Linked DNA regions of Homo sapiens: region 2 is linked to region 1. Evidence: read pairs that join two places in POLR2A ChIA-PET (ENCODE). Cell type or tissue: Panc1. All regions are shown on one strand. Links, peaks and the distances in the headings refer to the core of each region. The heading gives the core; the rest is flanking DNA. Region 1 has its middle 7.2 kb from the start of AKAP14. Region 2 has its middle 14 kb from the start of SOWAHD.

The links. Peaks named below come from ENCODE experiments on the same cell type or tissue, not always from the same donor. Only the 100,000 strongest peaks of a DNase experiment are listed, where the experiment ranks them.
Region 2: POLR2A ChIA-PET joins it to region 1 with 6 read pairs; 10 of 35 experiments call an interaction of 5 or more read pairs at or near these places.

Annotation. Positions count from the first base shown.
Region 1 is chrX:119,884,219-119,893,075 of GRCh38, forward strand. No RefSeq gene overlaps it. Among named protein-coding and RNA genes, the nearest start is that of AKAP14, 7.2 kb to the right of the region's middle. RefSeq lists an enhancer at 7,008-7,302. In Panc1, for the core only: a CTCF peak has its summit at 3,581 (motif pointing left); a DNase peak (open chromatin) is centred at 3,603; H3K4me3 peaks cover 1,484 bases; H3K27ac peaks cover 318 bases.
Region 2 is chrX:119,768,379-119,777,235 of GRCh38, forward strand. No RefSeq gene overlaps it. Among named protein-coding and RNA genes, the nearest start is that of SOWAHD, 14 kb to the left of the region's middle. RefSeq lists an enhancer at 370-1,569. In Panc1, for the core only: no CTCF peak of the experiment used is centred there; no DNase peak of the experiment used is centred there.

The DNA.
Region 1 (8,857 bases), core at 2,586-5,085:
AAAAACTAATCCCAAAGGCAACAGAAAGAAGGTAGGGAAAACACTGGGAACACTGAGCATTACTGCCCCAAGAAAACAAAGATATTTTCCACGTGGTTAAGAGTTTCTTTGGTGGCTGGGCGTGGCAGCTCATGCCTGTAATCCCAGCACTTTGGGAGGCCGAGGCAGGCAGATCACCTGAGGTCAGGAGTTTGAGACCAGCCTGACTAACATGGAGAAACCCCGTCTCTACTAAAAATACAAAATTAGCCGGGTGTGGTGGTGCATGCCTGTAATCCCAGCTACTCGGGAGGCTGAGACAGGAGAATTGCTTGAACCTGGGAGGCGGAGGTTGCGGTGAGCTGAGATTGTGCCATTGCACTCCAGCCTGGGCAACAAGAGTGAGACTCCGTCTCAAAAAACAAAACAAAACACCACCACCAAAAAAACCCCAACCAAACAAAAAAACACAGTTTCTTTGGTATACTGTGCCTATCTGCTCTGTACCACCTGCCATGTTGCTGGGGAGTGTTTCATTCAGCAGACAGATTTTCCCTCTAAGCCTAATACGCTTCATTTCTAGAGGCCAGAAGTCACCCCGGCTACCAGAAGCTTGTTCTTCTCTCTTACCTCTAAGAACTTAGTATTTGGGGTGGGGTTGGTCTGGTCTCTAGGGAAACTCTGGAGTTTTCATACAGTGCCTACAAGAGCAGCCCACTCTAGTTATGACCGTGGATCTGAACATCAAGACATCACTATCAAAAATCCAGCCATTGGATTATAAATCATGCTGCTATAAAGACACATGCACACGTATGTTTATTGCGGCACTATTCACAATAGCAAAGACTTGGAACCAACCCAAATGTCCATCAATGATAGACTGGATTAAGAAAATGTGGCACATATACACCATGGAATACTGTGCAGCCATAAAAAAGGATGAGTTCATGTCCTTTGTAGGGACATGGATGAAGCTGGAAACCATCATTCTCAGCAAACTATTGCAAGGACAGAAAACCAAACATCGCATGTTCTCACTCATAGGTGGGAATTGGACAATGAGATCACTTGGACACAGGGTAGGGAACATCACACACTGGGGCCTCTCGTGGGGTGGGGGGAGGGGGGAGGGATAGCATTAGGAGATATACCTAATGTAAATGACAAGTTAATGGGTGCAGCACACCAACATGGCACATGTACATATACGTAACAAACCTGCACGTTGTGCACATGTACCCTAGAACTTAAAGTATATATATATATATATTTAAAAATCCAGCCATCAGGAACAGCTTTGCCATAGTACTTTTGTTCTGAGGAAGGCACTATTCAATGAGGCACTCATGCTCAAGGATGGCCAGGATATTCTGAGAGGTTTTCGTGACATCATGACTCTCAAGGACCTACCCACCTGGGCCTGACTACCACAGTACTCAGGTCTGTGGCCTTTACTGTTAGAGGATGGGCTTCTGCTTGGGAAAGGCCCTGGGTTCCTACCACCTCCTCCCTCTTTCTTCCTAGGGCAGTCTGGTGGCCTTTGAGACATGAAGCAAAGTCACTTGCTTAGAACTGAGGCAGGAGAATAGAGTCTGGAAGCAGGGAACCTAAGGCCATTTCATGCTGACTTCCTAGAACTAAATTGAAAGGAAAGCCCTACCTTTCCACGCCTACGTAACAAAAGAACCAGAGGTTGCTCCCCTTGCAAATCCCCACCTTTCTGTGTGGCAGATGGGAAATTGAAAGTACCTCTGATTGGTTGGAAAAAAAGCAGATGGCAAATTGAAAGTACCTCTGATTGGTCGCTTTTTGCAACCAATCAGACGTTTGCATAGGAGTGTAACTTTGTAACTTCACTTCAACCTCTGATTGGTTGCTATCCTAACCAATCATACGGATTGGGGGCCAAGTCTTCGTTTGTATAGAAGGGCAACTTTCACTCTAGCCTCTGATTGGCTGCTTTCCACAACCAATAAGATGTTTGCATAGGAGTGTGACCTTTGTAACTTCATTTCAGCCTCTGATTGTGGGCTGCAACTTCATGAACATGGGGTGAACACCAAGTGGCCAATGGTAAACCTCTAGCGGGTATTTGGACCCCAGAAGATTGTGTATCAGGGCCCTTGAGCCACTGCTCCGCCCGTTCTCACACTGTGGAGTATACTTTCACTTTCAATAAATCTGTGCATGCTTGCTTCTTTCTTTCCTGTCTTTGCTGTGCGTTTTGTCCAATTCTTTGTTCAAAACGCCAAGAACCTGGACAACTTGCAGTAAAGACCCTCTACTGGTAACAGAACCTGCCCAAATCCAACATGCCTCATGTTTTGGGTAAGAAAGCATTTCATTGTCCCCTGCTTTGACTTACTTGCTAGTTATTTTTTCATGTGAACACACTTTGTCTTCCCAACTATATTGTAAGTGCATCGAGGGTGGGAACCTTGTCTTAAGCCAGTTTTACTTCTCACAATTCCTGCCACCTGCGCACTTTACAGTCACTTAAAAGATACGTGGTGGCCGACTGGGTTCATTCGACAAGCAGAGAATGTCAGCTTTAAGCCTAGGCTTGTGGCTAAGAGGCATCAGCCTTGCTAGGGATTGGTAGGATAAGAGAAAGAAGGGGAAAAAATAAGTAAGGGTAGGGTTGAAAGGGTGAGCATGAGAGTATAAGGGGAGGAGAGGGAAGAAACTGAGAGGGAATGAAAATGAGGCATAGGTGGAAAAGAGTATAATTCAAGGCCCAGGGTGTGGAGTCCCAAGAGAGAGCTCTGTCCTCTCTTCCTTGTGCTGTGATGTAGACTACCCCTATCTAGGGCATCTCCCTGGATTTTCTTCAGTTCAGGAAGAACCTAGGCCAGGCGCGGTGGCTCACGCCTGTAATCCCAGCACTTTGGGAAGCTAAGGTGGGCAGAACACTTGAGGACAGGAGTTCGAGACCAGCCTGACCAACATGGTGAAACCCTGTGTCTACTAAAAATACAAAAATTAGCAGGGTGTGGTGGTGCATGCCTGTAATCCCAGCTACTCAGGAGGCTGAAGCAGGAGAATCGCTTGAATCCGGGAGGGGGAGGTTGCAGTGAGCCAGGATCGTGCCATTGCACTCCAGCCTAGGCGACAAGAGCAAGACTCTGTCTCAAAAGAAAAAAAAAAAAAAAAAAGCAGCAGCAGCAGCTAAGAGAGTGTAGGCCAGGCGCGATGGCTCATGCCTGTAATCCCAGCAGTTTGGGAGGCTGGGGCGGGCGGATCACTTGTGGTCAGGAGTTCGAGACCAATCTGGCCAACATGGTGAAATCCCGTCTCTACTGAAAATACAAAAATTAGCTGGGTGCGGTTGCACACACCTGTAATCCCAGCTACTTGGGAGGCTGAGACAAGAGAATCGCTTGAACCCGGGAGGCAGAGGTTGCAGTGAGCCGAGATCGCACCACTGCACTCCAGCCTGGGCGACACAGTGAGACTCCGACTAAAAAAAAAAAAAAAGTGTGTGGATCTGCAAGACTCTCCAAAGCAGTTCTCTCTAGTGAGCACAACATCCTTGATACAAATTTCCCCCTCCCCTCCACTCCCCACATTCAGGACAAGGGAGGCGCTGGCCCTCTCGCCCCCTGGCGGTCTGTCTAGCTCCCGGCAGCCTCGGAAAGCCCAGGACAGTAGGGCAGTGTACTTGCGACCGACCCCGCCCATCGGCTCCTGGGGAGCTGACAGGACGCACTCCACTTGGCCAGGCCTGTATCAGGCTCTGGCTCTGTCGCCCAGGCTGTAATGCAGTGGTGCGATCATGGCTACTGCAGCCTCGACCTCCCGGGCTCAAGTGATCTTCCATCTCAGCCTCCCAAGTAGCTGAGACCACAGGAGCGCGCCGCCACGCCCGGCTAATTTTTGTTACTGGGGCGGCGCGTATTGGTGCAGTCTCCACGTTCTTTCAGAAGAACGCGGGCGCATCGCTGGACCACGCGCCAGTGGGCAGCCGGCGCAGCCTCCCTGCCCCCCATAGTCCCGATGCTTCCAGAGGCCCATGGCGGGGGTGCGGCGCGGGGGTGGGGAGTCGGGTGGGAGTTATGGCTTCCCAAGCAGCCAAGTCTATTTTCTTCCCGAAGAGGGAGGGGCTGAGCTTGGCAAGGCTCTAGCCAGCTCCTCCCGCTCTGCCCCACCTGCTCCTCCCAGCTCTCCCCTCCATCTCTGCTTCCAAGCCATTTTTCTCCACTCATACCTGCACTAGCATCCGAGCAGGGAGTAGTTTGGAAGAACTTGTCCTCGGCGCTGCATGAGGATTCAAAAGGCCTCTCAACCTAGAGAGCCCTGGAAGCCAAAATTTGTGCGTTTCAGTAAGGGGCTTGGCTGGGGGTAAGAAGTAAAGTTCTGGCCACAGAATTTAAGCTTCTGCTTCAAAGAAGGAGCCTTTCTAATCTGCTGGGAAATCTCTCCAGGTTCCCTCCACGAAAGTATTTTGCCTGCATTTGTCTCCTCTGGGCAGGCAATAAGGAATCCTACTCCCAGCCCGTTGGGGTGGCTTACGCCTGTAATCCTAGCACTTTGGGAGGCTGAGGCAGGAGGATCGCTTGAGGTCAGGAGTTTGAGACCAGCCTGGGTAACATAGTGAGACCTAGTCTCTACAAAAAATTAGCTGACCTTAGTGGTGTGTGCTTGTGGTCTCTGCTACTTGGGAGGCTGAGGCGGGAGGATCAGTTGAGTCCAGGAGGTGGAAGCTGCAGTGAACCGTAATCGCACCACTGCACTCCAGCCTGGGTGACAGAGTGAGACCCTATCTCTCCCCTCCCCCCACCAAAAGAAAAATGTAAACAAAACAAAGGGGAAAAAAACAAATCCTGGCCCTGCGTGGTAGCTCGCACCTGTAATCCCGGCACTTTGGAAGGCTGAGGCTGGCGGATCCCTTGAACTCAGGAGTTCAAGACCAGCCTGGGAAACATAGCAAAAACCCGTCCCCACAAAAAAATACAATAATTAGCTGGGCATGGTGGCGGGCGCCTATAATCCCAGCCACTCAAGAGGCTGAGGCAATAAGATTGAAATTCCATCTCAAAATAAAATTAAAATAAGGCCGGGCGTGGTGGCTCACACCTGTAATCCCAGCACTTTGGAAGGCCGAGGCGGGAGGATCACCTGAGGTCACGAGTTCGAGACCAGCCTGGCCAACATGGTGAAACCCCGTCTCTACTAAAAATACAAAAAATTAGCTGAGCTTGGTGGCGTGTACCTGTGATCTTAGCTATTAGGGAGGCTGAGGCAGGAGAATTGCTTGAACCCGGGAGGAGGAGGTTGCAGTGAGCCGAGATGGCGCCGCTGCACTCCAGCCTGGGTGACAGAGTGAAACTCCATCTCAAACAAAACAAAACAAAACAAAAAAACGAAAAAAGAAAAAAGAAAGAATCCCACTCCCCTTCCCACATCAGGTCCTCACCACCATGTTCTTCTCACCAGTGGCCTCTGGGGTGCCTAGGAGAGGTCTTGCTGTCCTTGCCCACCTAAGCTCGACACGAAGGAAACGGGAGCTCTGCTTTACACAATGCAGCTACTGTGGGGCCTGTTTCTAACCCCCATCCCAGAAGCAGCACAACTCCCCCACCCTGAACCCAGGAGGAGGGCAGGGCTGTGGTTCCTGGCCTGTTGTGGCACCAGAGGGTTAAAGACAGTTGGTGTGATGGGCTTTCTGGGAATCAGACCGGTGAGCAGAACCGAGGGCAGTCACCATCGTCAATCACAGCTCCGGAGCTTATGTGCTCAACAACAACAACATCCACACAAATCCTCTTATTTATTTATTGAGATGGAGTTTTGCTCTTGCCGCCAAGGCTGGAGTGCAATGGCGCGATCCGGCTCACTGCAACCTTTGCCTCCTGGGTTAAAGCGATTCTCCTGTCTCCGCCTCCTGAGTAGCTGGGATTACAGGTGCCCGCCACCATGCCCGGCTAATTTTTGTATTTTCAGTAGAGACGGGGTTTCGCCAAGTTGGCCAGGCTGGTCTGGAACTCCTGACCTCAGGTAATCCGCCCGCCTCGGCCTCCCAAAGTGCTGGGATTAGAGGCATTAGCGACCATGCACGGCCCATACAAATCCTCTTTCAGGCTTGGCTTCCGGGCACTGACCCTACCACATGAGAGCTCAGGACACACTGGTCCCTGGAGTACTGGGCTAATTCTCCCAGCTCAGCAGAGTGGTGGGCTCTTCCCGGTTCCTCTGCTTTTGGAGTCTGTGCTGGTCATTGAGAGGTGACAGCGTGCTGGCAGTCCTCACAGCCCTCGCTCGCTCTCCGCGCCTCCTCTGCCTGGGCTCCCACTTCGGCGGCACTTGAGGAGGCCTTCAGCCCACCACTGCACTGTGGGAGCCCCTTTCTGGGCTGGCCAAGGCAGGAGCCGGCTCCAGGGAGGTGTGGAGGGAGAGGCGCCAGCGGGAACCGGGGCTGCGCGCAGCGCTTGCGGGCCAGCTGGAGTTCCGGGTGGGCGTGGGCTTGGCGGGCCCCGCACTCGGAGCAGCCGGCCGGCCCTGCCGGCCCCGGGCAATGAGGGGTTTAGCACCCGGGCCAGCGGCTGCGGAGAGTGTACTGGGTCCCCCAGCAATGCCGGCCCACCGGCGCTGCGCTGGATTTCTCACTTGGCCTTAGCTGCCTTCCCGCGGGGCAGGGCTCACGACCTGCAACTCGCCATGCCTGAGCCTCCCACCCTCTCCGTGGGCTCCTGTGCGGCCCGAGCCTCTCCGACGAGCGCCGCCCCCTGCTCCACGGCGCTCAGTCCGATCAACCACCCAAGGGCTGAGGAGTGCGGGCGCACGCGCAGGACTGGCAGGCAGCTCCACCTGCAGCCCTGGTGTGGGATCCACTGGGTGAAGCCAGCTGGGCTCCTGTGTCTGGTGGGGAGGTGGAGAACCTTTATGTCTAGCTCAGGGATTGTAAATACACCAATCGGCGCTCTGTATCTAGCTCAAGGTTTGTAAACACACCAATCAGCACCCTGTGTCTAGCTCAGGGTTTGTGAATGCACCAATCGACACTCTGTATCTAGCTACTCTGGTGGGGACTTGGAGAACCTTTGTGTGGACACTCTGTATCTAGCTAATCTGGTGGGGACTTGGAGAACCTTTATGTCTAGCTCAGGGATTGTAAACGCACCAATCAGCGCCCTATCAAAACAGACCACTCGGCCCTACCAATTAGCAGGATGTGGGTGGGGCCAGATAAGAGAATAAAAGCAGGCTGCGGGAGCTAGCAGCAGCAGCAACCTGCTGAGGTTCTCTTCCACAATGTGGAGGTGTTGTTCTTTTGGTCTTTGCAATAAATCCTGCTACCGGCCACTCTTTGGATCCACACTGCCTTTATGAGCTGTAACACTCACTGTGAAGGTCTGTAGCTTCACTCTTGAAGCTTAGCAGGACCACGAGTCCACCGGGAGGAATGAACAACTCCAGACTAGCCGCCTTAAAAGCTGTAACGCTAACTGCGAAGGTCTGCAGCTTCACTCCTGAGCCAGCGAGACCACGAACCCACCAGATGGAAGAAACTCCGAACACATCCGAACATCGGAAGGAACAAACTCCAGACGTGCCACCTTAAAAGCTGTAACACTCACCAAGAGGGTCCGCGGCTTCATTCTTGAAGTCAGACCAAGAACCCACTAATTCCAGGCCCAGTCAGTCTTACCATCATCATGATACGTTAACTAATGTTTATTGAGCATGTACAATGTATCTGTCCTTGTTTTGAGGTCTCTGTTTGAATCACCTAAATTCATCTTTTTACCAACCCTATAAAAAGCCTATTAAGATCCCCATTGTGCACATGAGACTCAGAGAGGTAAAACTATGGAATGAGACCACTGCTTCTCCTGTTGTCCTTCTTAGCTTCTCCCCCACCTCCCCTTTGCCCTAGTTTATGAGACAGGAGAAAAGGGAGAAAGCAAAAAGTTGGAAAGAAACAGAAGTAAGATAAATAGCTAGACGATCCTGGCGCCAGCACCTGGGTGGTGGTTAAAATAATAACACCAGTAGTTTTGGTCAGGGGTTATCTGTGAATTCCAGACATTGTATGAGAAAGCACTGTAAAACCTTTTGTTCTGTTACCTGATGTATGTAGCCCCCAGTCACGTTCCTCACGCTTACTTGATCTATTATGACTCTTTCACGTAGACTCCTTAGAGTTGTAAGGCCTTAAAAGGGCTAGGAATTTCTTTTTCGGGGAGCTCGGCTCTTAAGACGTGAGTCTGCCGACGCTCCCAGACAAATAAAAAACCTCTTCCTTCTTTAATCCGGTGTCTGAGGAGTTTTGTCTGCGACTCATCCTACTACAAAACAACCTGCCTGAAGTCACAGTTACAACGCCAGTATGTGGCAGAGCTCGGATTTGAAACCCTGTACTGTATCTGCATTCAGAGTCTGTGTTGTTTCTTTTTTTTCCTTTGTGACAGAGTTTCGCTCTTGTTGCCTGGGCTGGAGTACAATAGCACAATCTTGGCTCACTGCAACCTCTGCTTCCCAGGTTCAAGCGATTCTCCTGCCTCAGCCTCCCAAGTAGCTGCGATTACAGGCCAGCACCACCATGCCTGGCTAATTTTTGTATTTTTAGAAGAAATGGGTTTTCACCACGTTGGCCAGGTTGGCCTCGAACTCCTGACCTCAGGTGATCCACCCGCCTCAGCCTCCCAAAGTGCTGGGATTACAGGCGTGAGCCACTGTGCCCGGCCCAGAGTCTGTGTTTCTTCTACTAAACCACACTGTCTCCAAAACTCCTCCCTTCCCACCCTCCATTCCCCTGCCTCACCACTCCACCTCCACAGCATGATCTCTGGGTGTGGGACCTCAAAACATGTGATGTCTTCCAGGCAGTGAGCTCAGCATTTCTTCCTGGATAAAGACACTTAACATTGCAGTT
Region 2 (8,857 bases), core at 3,581-6,080, 110 kb before region 1:
TATTTATTTATTTTTGAGACAGAGTCTTGCTCTGTTGCCCGGGCTGGAGTGCAGTGGCGTGATCTCAGCTCACTGCAACCTCTGCCTCCCGGGTTCAAGGGATTCTCCTGCCTCAGCCTCCCGAATAGCTGGGATTTCAGGCTTGCATCACCATGCCCGGCTAATTTTTGTATTTTCAGTAGAGACGGGGTTTCCCCATGTTGGCCAAGCTGGTCTCCAATTCCTGACCTCAAGTGATCCACCCGCCTCGGCCTCCCAGAGTGCTGGGATTACAGGCATGAGTCACCGCGCCTGGCCTACAAGTATTTCTTTATAGCAACACAAAAATGGACTAAGACAGACATAATTGCAACCAGCGAACTTACCTTGTTCTTCACTCACGGAAGTAAAAGAGCAACTTGGTAAGTGCCCACCAAATATTAAATATGTTAGATATTGTTTTCAGATAAAGTCATAAACTGGAGTCAGAGTTAAACCTGAAATCCTCTGAAGAGAATCAAATTATACAAGTCCTTCATCTCCTGGCCCTATTCATCTGTGGGAATGCCCCCTAACCCCAGCTAACATAACATATATTCCACACCAAGACTCCCCATCTTCCCTCCTTCCCTTCATTCTGACAAAGGAGCATGCCTGTCCTCTTTCAAGATATCGCTCATGCTCTCAACCGCCTCTCCTCTCAGGGTTTACTGACATCAATTGTCTTCTCCTGCATCTTCAAACTTACCCACAGTTTAGTTCAGTACAACAGACATTTTATTTTTAACTTTTTTCTTTTTTGAGACGGAGTCTCACTCTGTTGCCAGGCTGGAGTGTAGTGGCGTGATCTTGGCTTGGCTCCCAGCAACCTCCACCTCCTGGGTTCAAGCGATTCTCCTGCCTCAGCCTCCCCAGTAGCTGGTGACAGGTGAAGACAGCAGGACTTCCTGGGTCGAGTGGGGACTTGGAGAACTTTTCTGTGGAGCTAAAGGTTTGTAAACGCACCAATCAGCACTCTGTAAAAACGCATCAATCAGTGCTCTGTGTCTAGCTAAAGGTTTGTAAATGCACCAATCAGCACTCTGTAAAAATGCACCAATCAGCGCTCTGTGTCTAGCTAAAGGTTTGTAAATGCACCAATCAGCACTCTGTAAAAACGCACCAATCAGTGCTCTGTGTCTAGCTAAAGGTTTGTAAATGCACCAATCAGCACTTTGTAAAAATGCACCAATCAACAGTGTGTAAAATGGACCAATCAGCGCTCTGTAAAATGGACCAATCAGCAGGATGTGGGTGGGGCCCAATAAGGGAATAAAAACTGGCCACCCAAACCACCAGCAGCAACCTGGTTGGGTCTTTTTCCATGCTGTGGGAGCTTTGTTCTTTGGTCTTCACAATAAATCTTGCTGTTGCTCTACCTTTATAAACTGTAACACTCACCGTGAGCGTATGCAGCTTCATTCCTGAAGTCAGTGAGACCACGAACCCACTGGAAGGAAGAAACTCTGGACATATCTGAACATCTGAAGGAACAAACTCCGAGACACATCATCTTCAAGAGCTGTAACACACCGCAAGGGTCTGCAGCTTCATTCTTGAAGTCAGCGAGACCAATAACCCACTGGAAGGAATACATTCTGGACACATGGGACTACAGGCGTGCTGCATCATGCCTAGCTAATTTTTGTATTTTTAGTAGAGATGGGTTTCACCATGTTGGCCAAGATGTTCTCGATCTCTTGACCTCATGATCCACCCGCCTCCACCTCTGAAAGTGCTGGATTACAGGCGTGAGCCACCCCGCCTGGCCTATTTTAAGTTCAGGTGTACATGTGTGGGTTTGTTATATAGGTAAACATGTGTCATGGGGGTTTGTTGTACAGATTATTTCATCACCCAGGTACTAAGCCTAGTACCCATTATTTAGAGATGGAGTCTTGCTCTGTCACCCAGGCAGGAGTGCAGTGGCACTATTTCAGCTCACCTGCAACCTCCACCTCCCAGGTTCAAGTGATTCTCCTGCCTCGGCCTCCCGAGTAGCTGAAACTATGCCCTGCCTGGCTAATGTTTGTATTTTCAGTGGAGACGGGGTTTCACCATGTTGGTCAGGCTGGTCTCAAACTGACATCTGGTGATCTCCCTGTCTCAGCCTCCCAAAGTGCTGGGATTACAGGCATGAACCACTGCACTCTCCCATTATTTTTCTTGATCCTCACCCTCCTCCCACCCTCCACTCTCTGATAGGCCCCAGTGTGTGTTGTTCCCCTCTATGTGTCCATGTACAACAGACATTTAGTAAGTCATTAATAGGAGTGTCACTCTGAGTGACAAAAAAGCTCAAGTCTTCCCTAGCCTTCTGGCTCAAACTTGTCTCTTCTCTTCATAGTAAAGCCTGTCTGCTGAGAGGTCTCCTCACTTCATCATCTCCATTTCCTTACCTCTTCCTCAGTCCTTAACTTTCTGCATTCTGGCTTCTGCCTCTATCATCCCAGAGTAATTGCTTCCAGAAAGGGCGTGGTGGCTCACACCTGTAATTCTAGGACTTTGGGAGGTCAAGGCAGGGGGATCACCTGAGGTCAGGAGTTTGAGACCAGCCTGGCCAGCATGGCGAAACCCCGTCCCTACTAATAACCAGGTGTGGTGGTACATACCTGTGATCCCAGCTACTCAGGAGGCTGAGGCATGAGAATTGCTTGAACCCGGGAGGTGTAGGTTGCAGTGAGCCAAAAGAAAAAAAAAAGTCCCCCATGATGACCTCCTGTCTTAGTCCATTCTTGTTGCTATAACAAAATACCTTAGACTGGAGGCTGAGGCAGGAGAATGGTGTGAACTCAGGAGGCGGAGCTTGCAGTGAACTGAGATCGTGCCACTGCACTCCACCCTGGGTGACAGAGTGAGACTCCGTCTCAAAAAAAAAAAAAAAATTATCTTAGACTGGGTAATTTATAAAGAGCAGAAATTTGTTGCTCACTGTTCTGTAGGCAGGGAAGTCCCAGATCAAGGCAGGTTTGGTGTCTGGTGAGAGGTGGTTCCTCATTTATGGCACCTTTGTGTCCTCACATGGTGGAAGAGATGGAAGGGCCAGGCAGCTCTCTGAAGCCTTATTTATTTATTTATTTATTTTTGAGACGAAGTCTGTCACTGTTGCCCAGGCTGGAGTGCAGTGGCGTGACGATCTTGGCTCACTGCAACCTCTGCCTCCTGGGTTCAAGCAATTCTCCTGCCTCAGCCTCCCGAGTAGCTAGCATTACAGGCACCCGCCACCATGCCCAGCTAATTTTTTGTATTTTTAGTAGAGATGTTGGCCTTGTTGGCAAGGCCGGTCTCAAACTCCTGACCTCATGATTCGCCCACCTCGGCCTCCCAAAGTGCTGGGATTACAGGCGTGAGCCACCGAGCCCGGCCGCCTCTTTTATAAGGGCATTAATCCCATTCATGAAGGCAGAGCCTCATGACTTAATCACTTCCCCAAAGATCCCTCCTCTTAATATTGTCACCTTGGGGATTAAGTTCCAACATACACATTTTTTTTTTTTTTGAGATAGAATCTCACTGTGTCACCCAGGGTGGAGTGCAGTGGCACGATCTCAGCTCACTGCAACCTCTGCCTCCCAGGTTCAAGCAATTCTCCTGCCTCAGCCTCCCAAGTAGCTGGGATTACAGACGCCCGCCACCACGCCCGGCTAATTTTTGTATTTTTAGTAGAGATGGGGTTCCACCATGTTGGCCAGGCTGGTCTCCAACTCCTGGGCTCAAGTGATCTGCCCACCTCAGCCTCCCAAAATTCTTGGATTAGAGGTGTGAGCCACCGTGCCCGGCCTACAACATACACATTTCAGAGGGACACATATATTCATGCCTTTGCACCTCCCATCTGCCAAATCCAAGTCCTTATCTTAGTTCACTTCTTGGCAGCACTGAACAATGTTGGCTACTTCCTCCTGTTTGAAACTCTTGTCTAGTCTTCCATAACCTCCTATGGCTTTAATTGCTGGGGTTTACCAGGATGAAGTTCTGGAAGCTTTTCTCTTCACTCTACATTCTCTCCCAAAGTCCTGTTTTTTGTTGTTGTTGTTTGTTTTGTTTTGTTTTTTTTTTTTTTTTTTTGAGACAGATGCTTACTCTGTCACCCACGCTGGAGTGCAGTGGTGTGATTACAGCTCACTGCAGCCTCGACCTCCCGGGTTCAAGTGATCCTCCCACCTCAGCCTCCCGAGTAGCTGGGACTATAGGTGCATGCCACCACACCAGGCTAGCTTTTTGTATTGTTTGTAGAGACAGGGTTTCACCCTGTTGCCCAGGCTGGTCTCCAACTCCTGGGCTCAAGTGGCCCACCCTCCTCAACTTCCCAAAGTGTTAGGATTACAGGCATGAGCCACTGCACCCTCCCTGCCTCTCCCAAAGTTGTTTTTTCCCTTCCCCACTTACCCTCCCTCACTCTGCTCCAGCCACTCAGTCCTCCTTGCTGATCCTTCGAACAGCCATGTTCTTCTCAACCCTGGGGTTCCTGCATGCTGTTCACTCTCCAGAAACACTTTCCCCTCTCCCTTGCTCCTGACTTCACCTGACCCACTCATCCTTCATTCACCCACTCATCCTTCATTTCAGGTGTCAGATTAAATGTTACCTCCTTGGGGATGTCTTCCCTGCTGCTCAGGCTATGTTAACACTCTACCCATTACACTCACTCATGAGGCCCCGGGCATCTTTTCTTTTTTCCTTGAGATGGAGTCTTGCTCTGTCGCTCAGGCTGGAGTGCAATGGCGCAATCTCGGCTCACTGCAACCTCCGCCTCCCGGGTTCAAGCAGTTCTCCTGCCTCAGCCTCCCGAGTAGCTGGGATTAAAGGCGCCTGCCACCCCGCCCGGCTAATTTTTTTGTATTTTTAGTAGAGACGGGGTTTCACCATGCTGGCCAGGCTGGTCTCGAACTCCCAACCTCAGGTGATCTGCCTGTCTCAGCCTCCCAAAGTACTAGGATTCTGTAATCCCACAGATTACAGAATCAAGGCGGGTGGATCACTTGAGCCCAGGAGTTCTCAATCAGCATGGGCAACATGGCAAAACCCCATCTCTACAAAATAGAAAACAATTAGCTGGGCATGGTGGCACATGCCTATAGTCCCAGCCACCTGGGAGGCTGAGATGGGAGGATCACCTGAGCCTGGGAAGTCGAGGCTGCAGTGAGCCATGATCGCGCCACTGCACTACAGCCTGGGTGACAGAGTGAGACTCTGTCTCAAAAAAAAAAAAAAAAGCATCAACGTTAGCATGTGGACTGCTGCTGAGAACCCACTGATTCGGGATGGAGAGGAGTAGGCTAGGATTAGAGGGACTGGTAAGAGGCTATGGTCTGTAGAGTCAGATGGACAGATAAGAGAGATTTCATGGAATCAACAAGACTTGTGATTGACTGAATGTAGGGGAGGAGGAAGACAGAGGTGGCAAGGGTGATGCTCAGGTTTCTGACTTGAGCAACAGGGTGGATGGTGGTGTCATTTACTGAGAGGAAGGGCCATGAGAAGAATAGGTTTTTTTGGTGGGTAGGGGAAGGGGATCAAAACTTGTTTTGGATACATTAAGTTTGAGATTGGCTATATGACATCGAGGTGAAGAGATCCAATAGACAGTTGGATACGTGGATAAGCAAATCAAGAGAGAACTGGAGGTAGCTGTGGGGTTACTGGAGGGTTTTTTTCTTTTCTTTTTTTTTTTTTGAGACAGAGTCTCGCACTGTCACCCAGGCTGGAGTGCAGTGGCGTGATCTCGGCTCACTGCAACCTCCCCCTCCCGGGTTCAAGCGATTCTCCTGCCTCAGCCTCCCGAGTAGCTGGGATTACAGGCGCCTACCACCATGCCCAGCTAATTTTTGTATTTTTAGTAGAGACGGGGTTTCACCATGTTGGCCAGGCTGGTCTCAAACTCCTGACCTCGTGATTTGCCTGCCTCGGCCTCCCAAAGTGCTGGGATTATAGGCATGAGTCACCGTGCCCGGCCAGGAGAGGGGTTTTATTTTGGCTTGGGAGGCACAGCTTGTTTGTGTAATGACACAAAGGACTCAAAAGAAAAGGAGAAGTAGGAAGACAGAGGAGTCAACACGAATAGTCAATGGATCAAAGCTCCCAAGAGGTGGGAAGGGATAAGGCAGAGCATAGGACTAGGAATTTGTCTCACAGAGGAGGAGACTCTGGAGTCAGACAGTCTGATTAGAGCTTAGTTCTACCACCTTCTAGCTGTGAGACCCTGGGTAAGTCACTCACTCTCCCTGAGTCTTACTTTCCTTGACTATAATACAATGGAATTGGCCAGGACTGGTGGCTCATGCCTGTAATCCCAGCACTTTGGGAAGCCAAGGCGGGTGGATCACAAGGTCAGGAGTTCAAGACCAGCCTGGCCAAGATGGTGAAACCCCGTCTCTACTAAAAATACAAAAATTAGCCAGGCATGGTGGCAGGTGCCTGTAATCCCAGCTACTCGGGAGGCTGAGGCAGAGAATTGCTTGAACCCAGGAGGCAGAGGTTACAGTGAGCCGAGATCGCACCACTGCACTCCAGCCTGGGTGACAGAGTGAGACTCCGTCTCAAGGGGGAAAAAAAAGGAATTATGAGTACCTGCCTCATAAATTTGGGCTGATCATTAAAGGAGATAATGCATGTAATATGCTTACCATTGTGTCTTGCACATAGGAACATTGCATAAATGGTAGCTGTTATTATTATAACAGGAGTGCAGGAGGAAAAAGAGGGCGCACATACAGGTGAGTTCACAGGTTTGGTTGCAGGAAGTTAAACACATTCTGTTTTTTCTTTTCTTTTTCTTTCTTTCCTTTCCTTTTTTTTTTCTTTTTTTTTTTTTGAGACAGAGTATTGCTCTGTCACCCAGGCTGCAGTGCAGTGGCAGGATCTTAGCTCACTGCAACCTCCGCTTCCTAGGTTCAAGTGATTCTCTTGCCTCAGCCTCCTGAATAGCTGGGATTACGGGCATGTGCCACCAAGCCCAGCTAATTTTTGTGTTTTTAGTAGAGACGGGGTTTCACCATATTGGCCAGGCTGGTCTTGAACTCCTGACCTCAGGTGATCTGCCTGCCTCAGCCTCCCAAAGTGCTGGGATTACTGGCATGATCCACCACGCCCAGCCTACTAACCTCGATGATTTCTTAAACCCAAACCTGATAGGCCACTGTCTACTTTTGAACTCTTTAATGTTTCTCTTGGCCTCAGGATAGAATTGAAGCTCTCACTTAAGACTTAGAGGCTCCTCGTGATCTGGCGTCTGCTTACCTCTCCAGCCTCATTCCTATTCACTACTTCCTGTTCGCATCCTCTTTCTTCACCCACGAATACATCCCCTTTCTACACTCCTGCCATGCAGTAACTTTCAGTTCCCGATCTCCCAGCTTTCTCTTGACTGGGCCTTTTCACAGTCTGTTTCCTCTGCATAGGACATGAACGTTCCACCCGGCAGCCTCAGCCGCAAAACCTAGCTCCTCGTGGGCCTCCAGGGCTCAGTTTGCTCTTCCTCAGTCCCTCCCGTGTTCGGTACAGGTTCCCAAGACCCTAGTGCCTTCCTTGCCGCAGCACTCTGCACTAGGAGCTGTGTCGGCACTGTCATCTGCCTCCATGTAGGCTGGGAGTCCAAGAAGATGTGGGCCTGTGGTTGTGGTTCACTGCTGCAGCTCAGCACCCAGCACAGATACAACACTATGTATCTGCCTCATAGTCTGAAACGGGTGTTTGAGAATGAACAAGTGGGAGTTGGAGGCAGCTGACCTTGAATTTAGATCCACAGGCTTTCTGATTTAACTAATAGTTGTGTTTTTTGTATTCATTTGCCTTCAGTTCCCATGCCCTTCTTCCTTTGGAGAGCCCCGTGGAAACAATTTTTCTTTTTTCTTTCATTTTTTGAAACAGAGTTTCACTTTGTCACCAGGCTGGAGTGCGGTGGCGCGATCTCAGCTTACTGCAACCTCTATTTCCTGGGTTGAAGCGATTCTCCTGCCTCAGCCTCCCAAGTAGCTGGGATTACAGGTGCCTGCCACCATGCCTGGCTAAGTTTTATAATTTTAGCAGAGATGGGGTTTCACCATGTTGACCAGGCTGGTCTCCAACTCCTGACCTCAAGCGATCCACCCGCCTCAGTCTCCCAAAGTGCTGGGATTACAGGCCTGAGCCACCATGCCCGGCCTGGAAACAGTTTTTCTAATGAACACCATGTTAGATGTACATTAGACAGTTACAAATGTGGCATTATAGGTTCATGATTTTAGAGGTTAGCGATCAAGTCCAATTTCCTCATTTCAAATGGAAGAAAACAGGTCCCCAAAGCTGTGGTGGCTTGTTAGTGGCAGGCTAGTTGTAGCTGTAAAACTGGGACTAAGCCTCAGATTTCTTGATACCAGTGCTCTTTCTCCTTTCCCATACCATGCTGTGATGGATTAAAGATGACCATAAGTCCTTTGATACTCTTCCCATTGAGAGGTGGCCTCTATCACACTTTCCCTTGAATCTGGATGGGTTCTGGAACTGCTTAGACCAAAAAAATACAGGAAAAGGGATAACCCAGTCTGGGTGGGACCAGCTACGTAATTTGTGGAGCCCAAACTGAAAATGTGAGACCCCTTTTAAGAAATTAAGAATTTCAAGAAAGACTGGGCGTGGTGGCTCACGCTTGTAATCCCAGCACTTTGGGAGGCCGAGGCCGGTGGATCACTTGAGGTCAGGAGTTTGAGACCAGTCTGGCCAACATGTTGAAACCCTGTCTCTACTAAAAGTACACAAAATTAGCCGGACATGGTGGTATGCATCTGTAATCCCGGCTACTCGGGAGGCTGAGGCAGGAGAATCGCTTGAACCCAGGAGGTGGAGGTTGCAGTGAGCCGAG